Linked DNA regions of Homo sapiens: region 1 is linked to region 2. Evidence: chromatin contacts called from ENCODE Hi-C data. All regions are on one chromosome and are shown on one strand. Each heading gives the region's core, a stretch centred on a gene start or an enhancer-like site at or near the end of the contact. The rest is flanking DNA. Distances are from core to core; before and after follow the strand shown.

What was found. Hi-C counts contacts between places; a loop is a spot of excess contacts on that map. Pooled maps may share reads with other maps.
Region 1: a map of ascending aorta shows a loop between it and region 2 (2.8-fold over the local background). The contact joins the promoter of CDC20B here to the promoter of MAP3K1 in region 2. A Hi-C loop is called at or near these places in 1 of 168 maps with a recorded cell type or tissue (ascending aorta), 1 of 37 single-sample maps with no recorded cell type and 14 of 50 pooled maps.

What each region holds. Positions count from the first base shown.
Region 1 is chr5:55,171,197-55,178,365 of GRCh38, reverse strand. CDC20B (cell division cycle 20B) reads left to right here and starts at 5,189. Exons shown (of 12, transcript NM_001170402.1): 1 at 5,189-5,428; 2 at 5,716-5,778. The coding sequence starts at 5,366. It overlaps MIR449C (microRNA 449c), which reads left to right and starts at 6,013; the gene lies at 6,013-6,104. RefSeq lists silencers at 4,754-5,083, 5,171-5,465.
Region 2 is chr5:56,810,724-56,817,325 of GRCh38, reverse strand. MAP3K1 (mitogen-activated protein kinase kinase kinase 1) reads right to left here and starts at 1,777. Exons shown (of 20, transcript NM_005921.2): 1 at 1,271-1,777. The coding sequence starts at 1,752. RefSeq lists silencers at 680-919, 1,100-1,219, 1,290-2,059 and enhancers at 145-968, 2,420-2,549.

The sequences.
Region 1 (7,169 bases), core at 3,940-6,439, 1.6 Mb after region 2:
AGGCAAGAGAGTGCTAGTATCAAGTACATCTGAAGATAGGAGGTGTTGGTGGTGTTGTGGGAGATTATGAGAGAAAGGCAGAGAGAAGTTAAGTCCTAAAGGGGTTTTATGTGAATTAGAAACTTAGAACTTAATTCTAAGTGTTGAAAGGCCGGGCGCGGTGGCTCGCGCCTGTAATCCCAGCACTTTGGGAGGCCGAGGCGGGCGGATCACGAGGTCAGGAGATCGAGACCATCCTGGCTAACTCGGTGAAACCCAGTCTCTACTAAAAATACAAAAAATTAGCCGGGCGTGGTGGCGGGCGCCTGTAATCCCAGCTACTCTGGAGGCTGAGGCAGGAGAATGGCCTGAACCCGGGAGGCGGAGCTTGCCGTGAGCCAAGATCGCACCACTGCACTCCAGCCTGGGCGACAGAGCAAGACTCCGTCTCAAAACAAGAAAAGAAAAAAAAAGAAGGTTTTTCAAGGGACTTGGGGCAGGGGAGAAATATGATTAGCTTAAGATAAAGCTTATTGCCTTTTATGGCTTTATTATTGGATCTCTACTTCTTTGCATAGTGCATGACACTTGCTGGGTGCAAAGACATATGTTAAATGAACGGACTGGAGAAGGAATAGATGGAGATTATCAGGTTATCGTTATTGTTTAAGAAGAGGGCAGGTGTAATCAACACAGCAGAGGGGAAAATGTATTTGATAGGTGGATTTGGGCATATGGGGGAAGGGAAAGAGTTAAGGAAAGCTGACTTTGCCTCTGCTCCACCAGGAAGATGGTGATACTGGCAACGGCACACAGAGGGAGGAATAGATAGATGGTCTGGGCAGAATGGGAATAAGGAAAGATTCTCAATTCTGTTTTGGATTATGTTGCATTTGAAGTTCTGGAAGAATATCTAGTGAAAACAGATTTTCAGGTCTAGAGCATTCATGAACCAGCTTTTCTTTGAGAGGGGATCATTTTCATATGCCTGATTTCATCCATTGTTTTATACAGATTTGAATTAATTTCATTTTAAAATTTTCTTTGCATTGCCTTAAAATGGTAGAGAACTACCTTATTTGGGCAGTTACCCTATGCAAGAACGACCCTAAGGAGGATGTGAAAGGAAAAATGCCCTAAAGGAAATAAGTGGTTGGAAGTGATCTTAAGATTTTCATGCAGTGAAGCTGGGCAAACCTTTCCCTCTATCCTTGTTAATTTGGGTATGAATGGAGAAATAATTTTAAAGGACAGACCCTGTACTGTACTTAGAAATCAGGCAGTAATAGAAAAATATGCATATACACGAACCACTTGTAATCGAAAAAATAAGTAATAAGCCATGTAACCAGAGGTGATGTGCTACTTTATTGACCACTCTTCTGACTGAGGCTTTTACACTGCTGGAACCTTTGCAATTTAAATTTTTGGAGCCCTTTGTAAATTAAATTTTTGGATAGTCTGCATCAAGAGGGCTTCATTCGTCCATCCATGCTCTCGCTATACTGAGCGACGTTACACCGGGGAGCAGAGAGTTTATCAGTCTGGGACGATGTTTTTCCTTCCCTTTCTTTTTCTTCGTGGCTGACTTCCTTGCGCCACCTGAGTGCGGTTATCCTAAGCTCTCCCCTTCTGCAGTCTAACGCCTGCCCCGCACAGGCTGGAGCTGTATCAGCCCCCACTGGCGTGGCGCTTTCCCTCACACTCCCAGCTCGCGTTCCCCAACCCCTGCTGGGCGGGGAAGGCGTGCCCCAGGGACAGTTGGAGCAAACTCCCAACCGTCCCTTTGGCCCAGTAGGCGCGCGCAGGGGCTGCAGGGCGGCGCGCAGAAGCTAGGGGCGGGAGCGGGCGCGGGCGCGGGCGTAGCCAGGCGCGAGCGGGCTGAGGGCGAGGCACCAGCCTGGAGCAGGGCGGGGAGTAACCGCGGGCCGGAGGGGCGCGCAAACCTGCCGTTGGCGCTGGGAATGGGGAGCTCTCCGGTTTGCACTGCTCGGAAATTAGTTGAATACAGTGAATTAGAGAAAACAAGTTGAAAAATGATAAGTATAATGAGATCTCATTTGTGGGGAAAGATCCACAGGGCCAGACTCTATGTGTGCACGTGCAAATACATTGAAAAGGGTCTGACGAAGGTCGGGGAAGGAGGAGGTTGGGAGAGCGGATTGAAGGGAGTGTACTTGGTATATTGCACATTCAGTGCATATGCCGCTGAAGCGAGCCCATGTATATGGCATATTTTTGAGATATTTAACATTCTTGATGTTTAGAATGAAAGTGTAATTGAAAAAAAAAAGAGATCGCATTTGGGAAGCTTGAATATCCTCTTGCTTCCCATTGATAGGGACCTACTGAGATTCTCAGAGCACCGGCGACTTTGAGAGTTAAGGGAAGCTTTTCCAAATTCTTTCTCTCCCTTCCTCCACTAGTCCACCTCCCCTCGCTCCTGTCGCCTTTCTTTCCTCAAAATCCTTCTTATTGGCCTTTGTCCAGGAGTCTTCCTCACAGCCTTTCTCATTGTCACATCCTCCCTGCAAAACCCATTCTCAAAGAGGAAACATTTGAAAGATAGTAAAGCTACTCTTAGGCGCATAAATATTTGAATTGGACATTGTTCCTAAACCATATTTGATAAAAATTAAGATAATATGTTTACAGGATGTTTCTGTTTTCCCCAAACAGTCTTACCAAAGTGCTTTTTAATAGAATGACCACATGATGTTAAATATTTTTCATTTTGAAATAATTTCAGGCTTAGAAAAAAGTTACAAAAATGGTACAAATAATTCCATTATATCCTTCACTCAGCGTTCACAAATCTTAACATTTTATATAGCTATAGTACAATAATCATAACTAGGAAATCAGCATTACTACTACTCTATTAACTAATCTGCAGATATGGATCAATTCAAATTTCTACAGTTATCTAACCAATATCTTCTTTTTTGTGGTCCAGGATTCAATCCAGGACCTCGCAATGCATTTGGTTGGCATGTCTTGTTTCTTTTAATCTGTGACAGTTTCTTACTCTTTCTTTATTGATGACTATGATACTTTTGAAAAGTACTGGCCAATTTTGTGGAAAGTCTTTTAATTTGGGTTTGTCTAGTATTTTCTCACTATTAAGGTTATGCATTTTGTGGGGCAAAAATATCACAGAAGTGATGTGTCCTTCTCATGAGGCACAGTATGTCAACATGTCTCACTAATGGTGATGTTAACTTTGATCACTTGGTTAAGGTGGTCTCTGCCAGTTTTGGCCAGTGAAAAGTTGTGATTTTATTTTTTGTGTTTAATTATAGGGGGAAGTATTCTCATCATATGCAAGGTAATTTTAGTATTCTTGACAGTTATTACTGTAATATTTGCCAAGTGGCGAGTTTCTGTTTCCATCATTCTGAAGTTAAGTTTTAATCTGAATATTCAACTGCATAATTACTTCCTAAAGATATTTGACTAATACTTTCTCTACTTCACACTAGGGGAAAAAAAGACATTTGGAGGCTGTGTATATGTATGCTGTGGAATTAATGGCTATAATGGAATTTATAAATGTATTTTTACAGATAATTGCATTCTAAATGAATGATTCACTATTCTTAGTACTTGTAAGAAATTGGATTCTAAAAATCCCAATTTACATGGATTTATGAGCTTATTAGTTGAATTGCTTTTATTCTGTGTTTATACAAAATGGTTAAATGTAAACTATATTTAAAAATAGAACAAAGATAATATGTCCTTCATATTATTTCCAATATACTTTGAGTTTTAGTTGGCATTTGCAAAACTGATCATTTAAATTAACAATGCATCTGACTCTCATCCAATAATAGTTTACTTTTATTTAGTCTTAATGTTTGCTGAAAGATTTACTGGAATTTGGAATGAGTACTCCACTGCAAGGAAAATAGACTTCTTGTGGGTGAAACTTAGAGATCTTTTAATCCACTAGTTATTTGACTATCAAACATTTTGATATATGTCATTTGAAGATTAAGTTACCCTATGCAGCATTATTATTGTACATAGAAAACTGGTCTAAGATTGGGTCTTAGTTCTAATGCCATTTTTTCTTGCTTTCAGTATGAAGGAAAGCAGGGGAGTGAGTTTTAGGTTTTTTTTTTTTTTTTTTTTTGGATCACTGACCCTTTTGAGTATCTGCTATCTATGAACTGTTTCCCCAGAAAAACACACAAACTCACATTGCCTTAGAGCAAAATACAATCCAATGTCAAAAATGGTTGGGGGGTTAGCAAGGGAGGGACAAACAGGCTGCCAGGCTGTCAGAGGCTTCCCAGATGCAGTGTCCCCTCCTGCCATATGGCACAACTCGGCTCTCTTGGCAGCTCAGATGGGCAGCTAAGGCTGCACAGCCCATCTGGTTCCCTGTCATTTCCCGCCAGACCTCTTCCTCAACCCTCAATATCTTCCTCTCCCCCTTTATCACGGAGTCCCCAGTGTGCTCAGCTTTCTGGCCCCCTCTTCACGCCTTATGAGGTCCTGCCTGTCACTGGTTCTTTCACTACCTCTTCACCTCTCTCACCTACCCCCTGCTAAGGAACAGGGCTCAGAAGCCCGAGTGAGAGGACCTGACTACTCCCAATGTATAGAGCAGGGAATAATTTATTGCATAAATATGTCAACGCTCTCCCTTTTGATCGGCATAGAAATCTTGCCACGTTTTCTTGCCTTCTGAAAACGAAGAGCTGACGAACACGCCTCACATCTATAGCTGACACAGCGATTACCAACGGACAGAGGCCGGAGAGCTGTGCACGCTCGGATCCTGCAAAGGCAGGGTGTGGTTGGAGAAAGAGAAGTGGGTGCAGAGGAACAGGGATCAGGGCCGTTATAAGGAAACATTCTTGTTTCTGAAAATGGAAAGATCGTGAACTCCCAGAACCCGCTTCTTCGCCCGCCAACCCCTCCGCCTCCTGCCGCGGTGGCAGCCCCCGGCGCCAGGCCCAGCCGCAGGCCCGCCACGGCTCGCGGCAAAGCTTGGCGCCCGGGTGCGCGCCTCGGCCGGAGGCGGTGGCGGGGCGGGGCCCAGAGAGGGCCGGCAGGGGCGGGGCCGCGGCGCGCGCCGGGGAATCCCACCCGGGCTCTGACGACACCGCGGCGCCGGCCAATAAGAAGCCGGCGAGGGGGATTCCCGCGCCGACTGCCGCCCCGCCGGCTTTTTAAATGGTACCCTGGGGAACACCTTGCAGCGGCGGTGGGAGGAGTGGGGGACCTGGAGGGAGGTGGTGAAATAGAATGGTCCTGGGGGACGGGACTCCAGGGGTTTGACGATTAGGCGTCAAGACTGACTTAGACCTGGGAAGAAAACCAGAGGCAGTCGAGCAGAGAGGCCAAACGCCAGGCAGGGCGAAGTCAGCCGGAGATGGAGTGGAAACTGGAGCGCACCGCGCCTCGGAGGGTCCGCACGGAAGAGGAGATGCTGTGGGTGAGTAACACCCTTTTCTGCATTCTCCCTAACTCTCTAATGCGGGGCCGAAGGCCCCGTTCATAATATCTGTTTAGGACCAAGAGGTGGTACGAAACTCTAAGCCCTGGTCGTAAATTTGAGTGATGTAATTTAGTTATATTCTGAAGGTGCCTAGTTGCCAAAAAAAAAAAAAAAAAAAAAAAAAAGTGTAATCTGACAAGCACAAGATCTAGAAAAATTCCACACCTGAAATTATGATTTTCCTAAATAGTTTCTCCCTCAATATGTTATCTGTGTTTTCAAAGGAAAGTATCATGCGTGTGCTCTCCAAAGACTTGAAGCAGAAGAGAAGTCAAGATTCCGCCAACGTGAGTCCAGGGCTTGTTCTTGTTCTCTGTTTTAATTCTGATCTTGAACAAACGAATTCTTGGTAAATAATGTATTTGTAGGAAGTTTGAGCTGGTCTGAAAATATGAGAATTTTAGTATCTTATTACATACTAAAAAAAATTTCTTTATGAAACTGAAGATCCCAGACAAATAATGCAATCGTTTGCATCTGAATCGTACTTTCTAGTTTCTGCCTCCACAGCAAAGGATAAAGCTGGGATGTGTCAGGTAGGCAGTGTATTGCTAGCGGCTGTTAATGATTTTAACAGTTGCTAGTTGCACTCCTCTCTGTTGCATTCAGAAGCACGCCCCCCAAAGAAATGGAAATGGTGCCATCTTGTGGACAATGTGGAGAAGTGGCATAAACCATGGTTCTTAACGTGAGCAATTTAAAGTTGATCCAATGTAGTACCTGTTCTCCTTGAAAGACCAAACCCAAAGGTCTTTAGTGTCTCCTGTAATCAGTGTAAAAGGAAACAAATTTAAATGGTTTTATAAACGTGTTTCATAAAGAGCCTTCATCTGCTTTAAATCTCTGTCACCATTTACCATGCTTCTCTCTAGGCTCAATAGTTCATCTTCCTTTGACCTGTACGCAGAGATTCTAGTTCCAAATCCACCACCATTTTAATAGATTTTTCTAGATCTTATATAAATTTTGCAACTAGGCACTGTGGCTCATGCCTGTAATCCCGGCACTTTGGGATGCTGAGGCAGGAGGATCACTTGAGGCCAAGACTTCAAGACCAGCCTGGACAACACAGGGAGACCTTGTCTTTATAAAAAAACTGCAAAAATTAGCTGGGCATGATGACATGTGCCTGTAGTCCCAGCTACTTGGGAGCCTGAGGCAGGAGGATTGCTTGAGCCCAGGCGTTCAAGGCTGCAGTGAGCTATGATTGCACAACTGCACTCCAGCCTGGAGGACAGAGCCAGACCCTGCCTCTTAAAAAAAAAAATTCAGTATTCAAGTGGTAACATCCTATATTGAATACATAATTGCATTTTCAGAACTCGATTACTAATGTCATTTCTAGTAGGAGAAAACTAATTGCATTTAAGCCCTTACATTTCTTAAATACTTTAATGTTGATTTTTTCCCCCAAACACTGCTGCAGTTTTGTGTCGTGCACAGCTTATGTATTATCACGACTCCTAGATATTTTACTGTCTAATACAGACAAGTAGTCTTTGGATCAGTAAACAGAAGTGATTTGAAAAGCTATAGTTAAGTAACTTTTTATTTATTTTTTTGAGACAGAGTCTCACTTTGTTGCCCAGGTTGGAGTGCAGTGGTGCAATCTCGGCTCACTGCAAACTCCAGCTCCCGGGTTCAAGTGATTCTCATGTCTCAGCCTCCTGAGTAGCTG
Region 2 (6,602 bases), core at 528-3,027:
AATTCTACAGGGCCACGAGGGACTATCACAAAAACATTTCCAGCAACTCAAAATACCCATCAAGACTTTGTACTTTGCATACGTTAATCAGGTTTTTAAAAAACAAACAAACAAGGATGTAGCTGTCACACTTAAAAGAATTTCCTTTAACATAAAAATTTCCAGTAGCCAAAAATGGGCGAGGCCAATAAACCGCTGGTCTAAATTACCTTACACATACTGTACTTCATATGCACCAGAAGACGCATCTGAGCCGAAGCCCACCGCACTGCGGCCCCTGGAATTCAGCGGGCGGCCCGCGCCAGGGCACCGAGCAGGAAGCACTGCACCCGCGCCGCAGTCCCCGGGCCAAGCCGGAGGGGCTGCGGGGAGCAGTCACCACTGCTTTGAAACTGAATGGCTGACACATCCGGTCCTGGCTCTTACACCACTCCGCCAAATGCAAACTTCAAAGGCCAAATTCAAACTCCAAACAGAAGTCACTCAAGTGACTTAGCAGTGCAGTTCGCATTCCCAGGAACACTCAAAGCCCCTTGGGGGCTGCAATTAGACAAACCGCACTTCCTAAAAGACTGCAAGCCTCCGCGAGTGTGCAGCCTCCCGCCGCACGGCTTTGACAGGCGTTACCGAGCCGTCCTCCTGGAGCCCTGCGGCCGGCGCTGGGGGCGCGCCGCCTGCGTCCGGGCCCAGCCCGCGGTATCTGCCTAGGGACTCGAGTCCCGGGCGGGCCGAGGGGCTCTGCCTGTCACGGCCGCTGGGACCTGCTACTTTCTCTTCGGTCCTCTCAGTCTCCCACCCGACCTCGGGCTTCTCACCCACCCCGCCCCTCTTCCGACCACCGCCCGCCTCAGGCTCGGGCCTCGCCCCCCAGTGCCTTTGCCCCGGGGACACCCGTCCGGGGGCGCCGCCGCAGGGCCGTGCCCCGCCCCCGGGCTCCTCGGAGAGCCCCGATTCCAGGAGTCCCACAAAGCCAGCCGTGGCCCCCTACACCTTTTCGCAACGGTTCCCCGCAGAGAGGCTCGCACGCCTGTCACATGTCTGCAAACAATAACAAACTCTTCCGCACGTCCCCGTCCGGTCCCCCAGGCTGGGTCCGGGGCGCCGCCCGACTCCGAAGGGGTCGGGGGGTGCTCAGGGGCGTAGGTCCCGGCGAGCGGCGCGTAGCCTCGCTGCGCTGAACCCCGGGACGCCGTGCATGGTGCCCGGGGTTCATTCATTGCCCTCTGCCCGCTCTCCAAGTCCCCGCCGCGACCCCGGCCGTGCTGCTCACCCGGCGGGGGCCGCTGCAGGAGACGGCTCGGCGGCGGGCGCCCGCTTCTCCCCGGGCTCGGCCGCTGCGGGACTCGAGGCGCCGCTGTCCGGCGCCGCCACCGACTCGGTAAGGTGGGCGCCGCCGCGGCTCGCGGCTCCGTGGGGCGGCGGCACCGCCACAGGCTGGAAGCCGGTCCCACTCCCCGCTGCGTCCGCGGGCTCCGGCGACGGGGAAGTCGAGGAGGCCGGCGGTGAGGCGGCAAGGAAGAGCGGCTGCTCAGGCAGCTGGTCCAGCTCCACACTCCGCACTTTGCGCAGCTGCCGCCGCCGCCAGTCCGCCCGCTCGCGGCCCCCGCTGCCCGCCTCCCGCAGCAGTCCCGCGGCAGCCGCGGGCGCGCTGCTCGCCTTGAGGGCTCCTCCGCCGCCGCCTGCCTCAGGGCTCGTAGCCCTGGCGCCCGGGAATCCCGACGACGAGGCGCGATTCCCCGCCGCCGCCGCCATTTTCTCTCGCGGGCTACATTCGCTCGGCCCCTGCGAGGGAGGGAGGGGGCGGGGAGAGCGCAGGGGGCGGGCACTGCGCCGCCAGCGTAAGGCCTCCTGCGCCAACTGCGTGAGCGCGGCCCGCCGGGCGCCTGGCCTGGACTGACCGACGGGCGGGCGCACTGGGTCCGGCCTGCGGCAGAGGTGTGGGTGGAGGGCGGCCCGGCGGCCGCAGGTGGGAGGGAGTGGGCTGTGCTCTCCGCCGGGCGAGAGGGCGGGCGGGCGAGGTGGACTGGGAGGCGGAGGGGGCGGGGGCGGAGGCGGAGGCGTGGGCTCCCGGGACTCTGCGCGCTGCACGCGCCGCGCCGCCAGGTAGTCCCGGCCGCACCGGCGACAGGAGGAGCCTTGGCGGCAGCGCTGCGCCGCTTCCTCTCGGCAATCTCGGCCCGGCACCGCGGAGCTCGCGGGAGGGGAGTTGCACCTTCCGAAAGAAAGAATTAGTTCCAACTTGGGTTTCTGGTGCTTGAAGGGGACGCAGGCGAGAGGGTTTACAGTCTGTCATTCCCACTGCCCTTTGCAGTGGGCGTCGGGGGACCCGGGCGTGGACCAGCCTCCCACCGACGCGCAGGTGGCGCCCGGGACCGTCGCCTGCTGCAAAGCGAAAGCAAGTCAACGTTCAGCAGACAGGCTGCCGCGGACCAGAAAAATAAAGTTTTGTTTGTGTTTTCTTTTGAAAAGAAAACATTCCTTCTCTATTGTCCCACCCCTGTCCCTGTGCTACAGATAACAAAACTTCAAAGTTTTCTGTAATACCTTACATCCTGAAGCTGCTGATTTGGGACAACTACCCCCTACCCTCACCAAGTCCCCACAGCCTCTGAGAAACCGTTGGGGCGAGGAAGGGAGGCGGGTGTCCCCGTCGATCTTTAGTTTTTCCTTGGCTGTCTTTGGGAAAGGCAGTCCCGTACAGAACCACATATAGCGCGTTTGGGGAGGGGACCAGCGCTGTGCCAGGAAGTGCTCGGTAATGTCACCCTCGGCCAGGTCCCGGCCCTCCCCGAATCCGATGCTTCTCGCCGCACGTCCTTCTTCCCTGCAGGGTCGGGCCACCGGCCGGGTTCCCTCTGTCCCCACTCCTGCAGGGCCTGGCTGCCCATCGCTGCGTTGTGAGTCCTCCTAGTCCCTGGACTCTACGTGAGAAGGTGCTTTGGGATGGAAAAAGCAACATTTACACGTTAATGATTTTTGACCTTTTGTCAACTGAGGAGAACTTCTGTGTTGCGTTTATTTCTTCCTTCCTTTCCTTTCCTCCAGCTGGTTTGTTTAGGATGGGGAATCTCCCAAAACCCAGGAGGAACGTCTATAGATTTACTTTGTGAAACATGATTAAGGAGGGGGGAGGTTGGGGTGGGGGGGTGCGGATTCTCACGGAGATAGTCTTGTCAGTCTTCACATATTTAGACAAAAGCCTGAACTATTTACAGAATAATTCCATTGACTTCTGGAGACTAGGTAAAATGAAAGCCCCTTTCCCAGATACAATGTTAACTGCGTAACCAGGTTAGATCAGAGGGGTTTTAAAAAGTCCAGATTTCATATTAGCTCAATGATTTGAAAACTGCTGTAACATCTCCCATAAGATAGTTTTAGATCGTTACACCCAACGGTACAAATTTTGAAAGTTCAGATAAATCTGTTAAAAATTAAGTCTACATTTAGGCTATAATTATATGCTATTTTAATGGCAGTCAAATGTATCATTCAAACCAAACAGTGGTTATTTCTCAGGTCTTCCTGGGTTGCCACACCCACCAAATCCTAAACTGAAACGGATAAACTTTCCTTGTTCCTATTTTGATCTAAAGACTTTTACATTTGCACGCACATATTCAGGTACCTGTAAGTGAGAAAAGTAAGTGGAAGACTTTAGCCAGAGTAGCAGAGTAAAAAGGAGATTCCAGCAAAACTGATTTTTGACTGTTTGTACAGTGGTTGAAACTGGGGATCAAAGGGAGAGGGCTACCCAGCGCAGCACTATGAACTAGCTACAATTCTCTCACTTCCTCCATCCACCACGTATTACCATGGAGAAACCTAAGTGTTGGTATTTTCCCACAGTTTTTGTTGCTTTGAGTCATTTTTTTCTTTGTTTACGTAAATATTCAGGTTGTCATTATGCATCTGCATATGGACACACTGATTTCTTAAAGAGAGAATCAAAGGACATGCTTAACTGAAAAGGGTGTTCTCCCTCTGCCATATGTTAATAGAAGTTTCTGAGTCTAATGCGTGATTAAGACTCTAGCTGGTTTTGGTGCTCTTCAGTCCTGCTATGTTACTGCAGAGAGGTGGATGTCAAATATCAAGTACTGTAGGCTCTGAATTCTCTTAATATGATTTATTTAATAACATTCAGGAGACTTGTATTTCTTCCAAGGTTGTTTCTAGACTGAAAGCTCCAATTCCTGTTTCCAAGCTCTTCATTTCCATCCTCACTGGGACGTAAACCTTGCAATGATTTCACGCATGCAATTTCATGGCAATTTCATGACCATTTCAATAACCTTAATACCAGTGCATTACAGATCACTGCCTCCACATAGTGCTTCTGGAAACTGCCTACATCACACTTCAGTTCCTGCAGCATATTCACGTTGAGGATCCACTTTGACACTGGGCATTTCCTCACTGTACATAAATATCACAAATATTAGAATGAGCAGACATAATATACATTGGGAGAAATATTTCAGCCTGTACATCATTCATCATATATTTAGTAAGCACCTACTGTGCATATGCAGGAATTTTTCTTCTCTGAGGATATTGTTTGTTGTTTTTCATTTCTACAAAAATGAATAAACAAAATATTCCAATCTACAGATATTTTTATTAGTGGGTATTTATCAGGCTGACTGGTAGAATTCCAGATCCATCAGTATGTGAATGTATTCACATATTCATGGCTGTTTGTGAGATCTATACCTCAGATAAACATAAAAGAATAATATAACCTTGAGAATAGGGTAAAAGCTGGTGTTCTTTCAAGCTTACAAATATTTATTATGGAATACTTGCAGGAGTGCTGGGGCTAGAATTTGGTTTCTGCATGTTCTTTCCAGACAACATACTTCCCAGGTGTTTTCAGATGTTCTAAGTCAGAAAATCCTGTCATCAGTGGGATAATTGGTTCCCTACAAGGGCACTGTAAATGACATTATAGTAGAAGGTCTCTTAACCAGCCTCCATTTAGCTGACTCATCCAGTAACAGATACCAGCCATTACTGTGTGGTGTACAACATGCAGAGGGATGATACAGCACAATAAATGCTCAGGCCAGCGGCTGGTGTGCACCTGCATACTTCTGTTCCCACTAGGTGAGTTATGGGTCCCATGAGAATCCATTGTGCTTGTTCCCAAACTTGATTCCACCTATTACAATGTTCCTTGTGAAATTTAATTAAATATTACACAATTGATTATTAAATTTAAAAACATGAGTATGTGTGTGCGAAAAGAAAGTTGTTCCAGTGAAAATGAAGTGAAATGCTTTGAGAGAAAAGTGATTGAAACTGGGGATCAAAGTGAGGCAGTACCCAGTGCAACACTTATCAACTAGTTAACAATTCTCTAACTTCTTCCCAGCCACCGCATACCACCACGGGGAAACCTAAGTGCCAGTCTTTCCAATAGTTTTTGATGCTTCTAGTCATTTTTATTTTAATCACTTATGTGAATATTCAGGTTGTCATTATGCATTTGCATATGGACACACTGATTTTTTAAGAGAAAAATGATCAGAGGACATGCTTAATTGAAAGGGTGTTCTTCCTTTACCATATGTTAATAGGAAGTATTTGAGGCGAGGCACTGAAAAAATCTGTCAAATTAGTTGTGGGTATGACCATTATGAAAGATTGGGAAGAATTTACTTTGCAGGTATCTATCAGTAGTCACTTTAAAAAAACTAAAACTGAAAATTGTAGATGATGTGAAAGATACATGGAACTCTAAACGGTGAACCCACATTTTAAAGACTAAAGACTTACAGCCAAATATTGACCAAAAAAACCCCAAACCAACCAAAACAAAACACTGTTGTTTATATGTTTTAAGCTAAAGTAAAATACTTAAGAGATACGTATGATTCCCTCTTATTAATAAACCTTCTAAACATTTTGCATGTATTTGCATGTTCTTAAAATCAGAAATTAATTTTTGTAATAAATAATGAAAAGTACTTGGGATTTTATATTTAAGAACACAACTACAACTTATTAAATTTAATTTGCCTCAGAGTAAGCAAAATTCTTCTCACTTTACAATCTTGCACTGATTCTCTGAATTCTTTGAATGGCCATCGTAGTTGCTGTTTTTTGATGCATGCTGAGATACTCTTTTTCCATTTGACCTTTGTGGCTTAGTGAGGGCTATCATTTTTGCAAACAATATTTGAAGGGTTCATACATTTTCCCAAGATCCTCCTGTAATACTCAATTGCTTTTTTTAGACTAGTGTCCTTGTCAGTTTTTTCTTCCTTTTACCAACTTCCTGGTCCAACTCTGCTGAATCCTGCATTCACAAGGCTTTGCATGTGACCTGAGCAGTTCAGGACCACTTTCATTGGCTCTGTTCACTTCTGCATCTTTTGCAACATTTGCACCTTCACTTTGCAATTGATTTCCATTGTTTTATGGCCAAAGCTGCTATAAAGAGGTATACAAAGTTGGCATGGGGTTGGGCACAGTGGCTCACGCCTGTAATCCCAGCACTTTGGAAAGCCGAGACAGTAGGGTTACTTGAGGCCTGGAGTTTGAGGCCAGCCTGGGTGACATAGTGAGACCCTCATCTCTACAAAAATTAAAAAAAA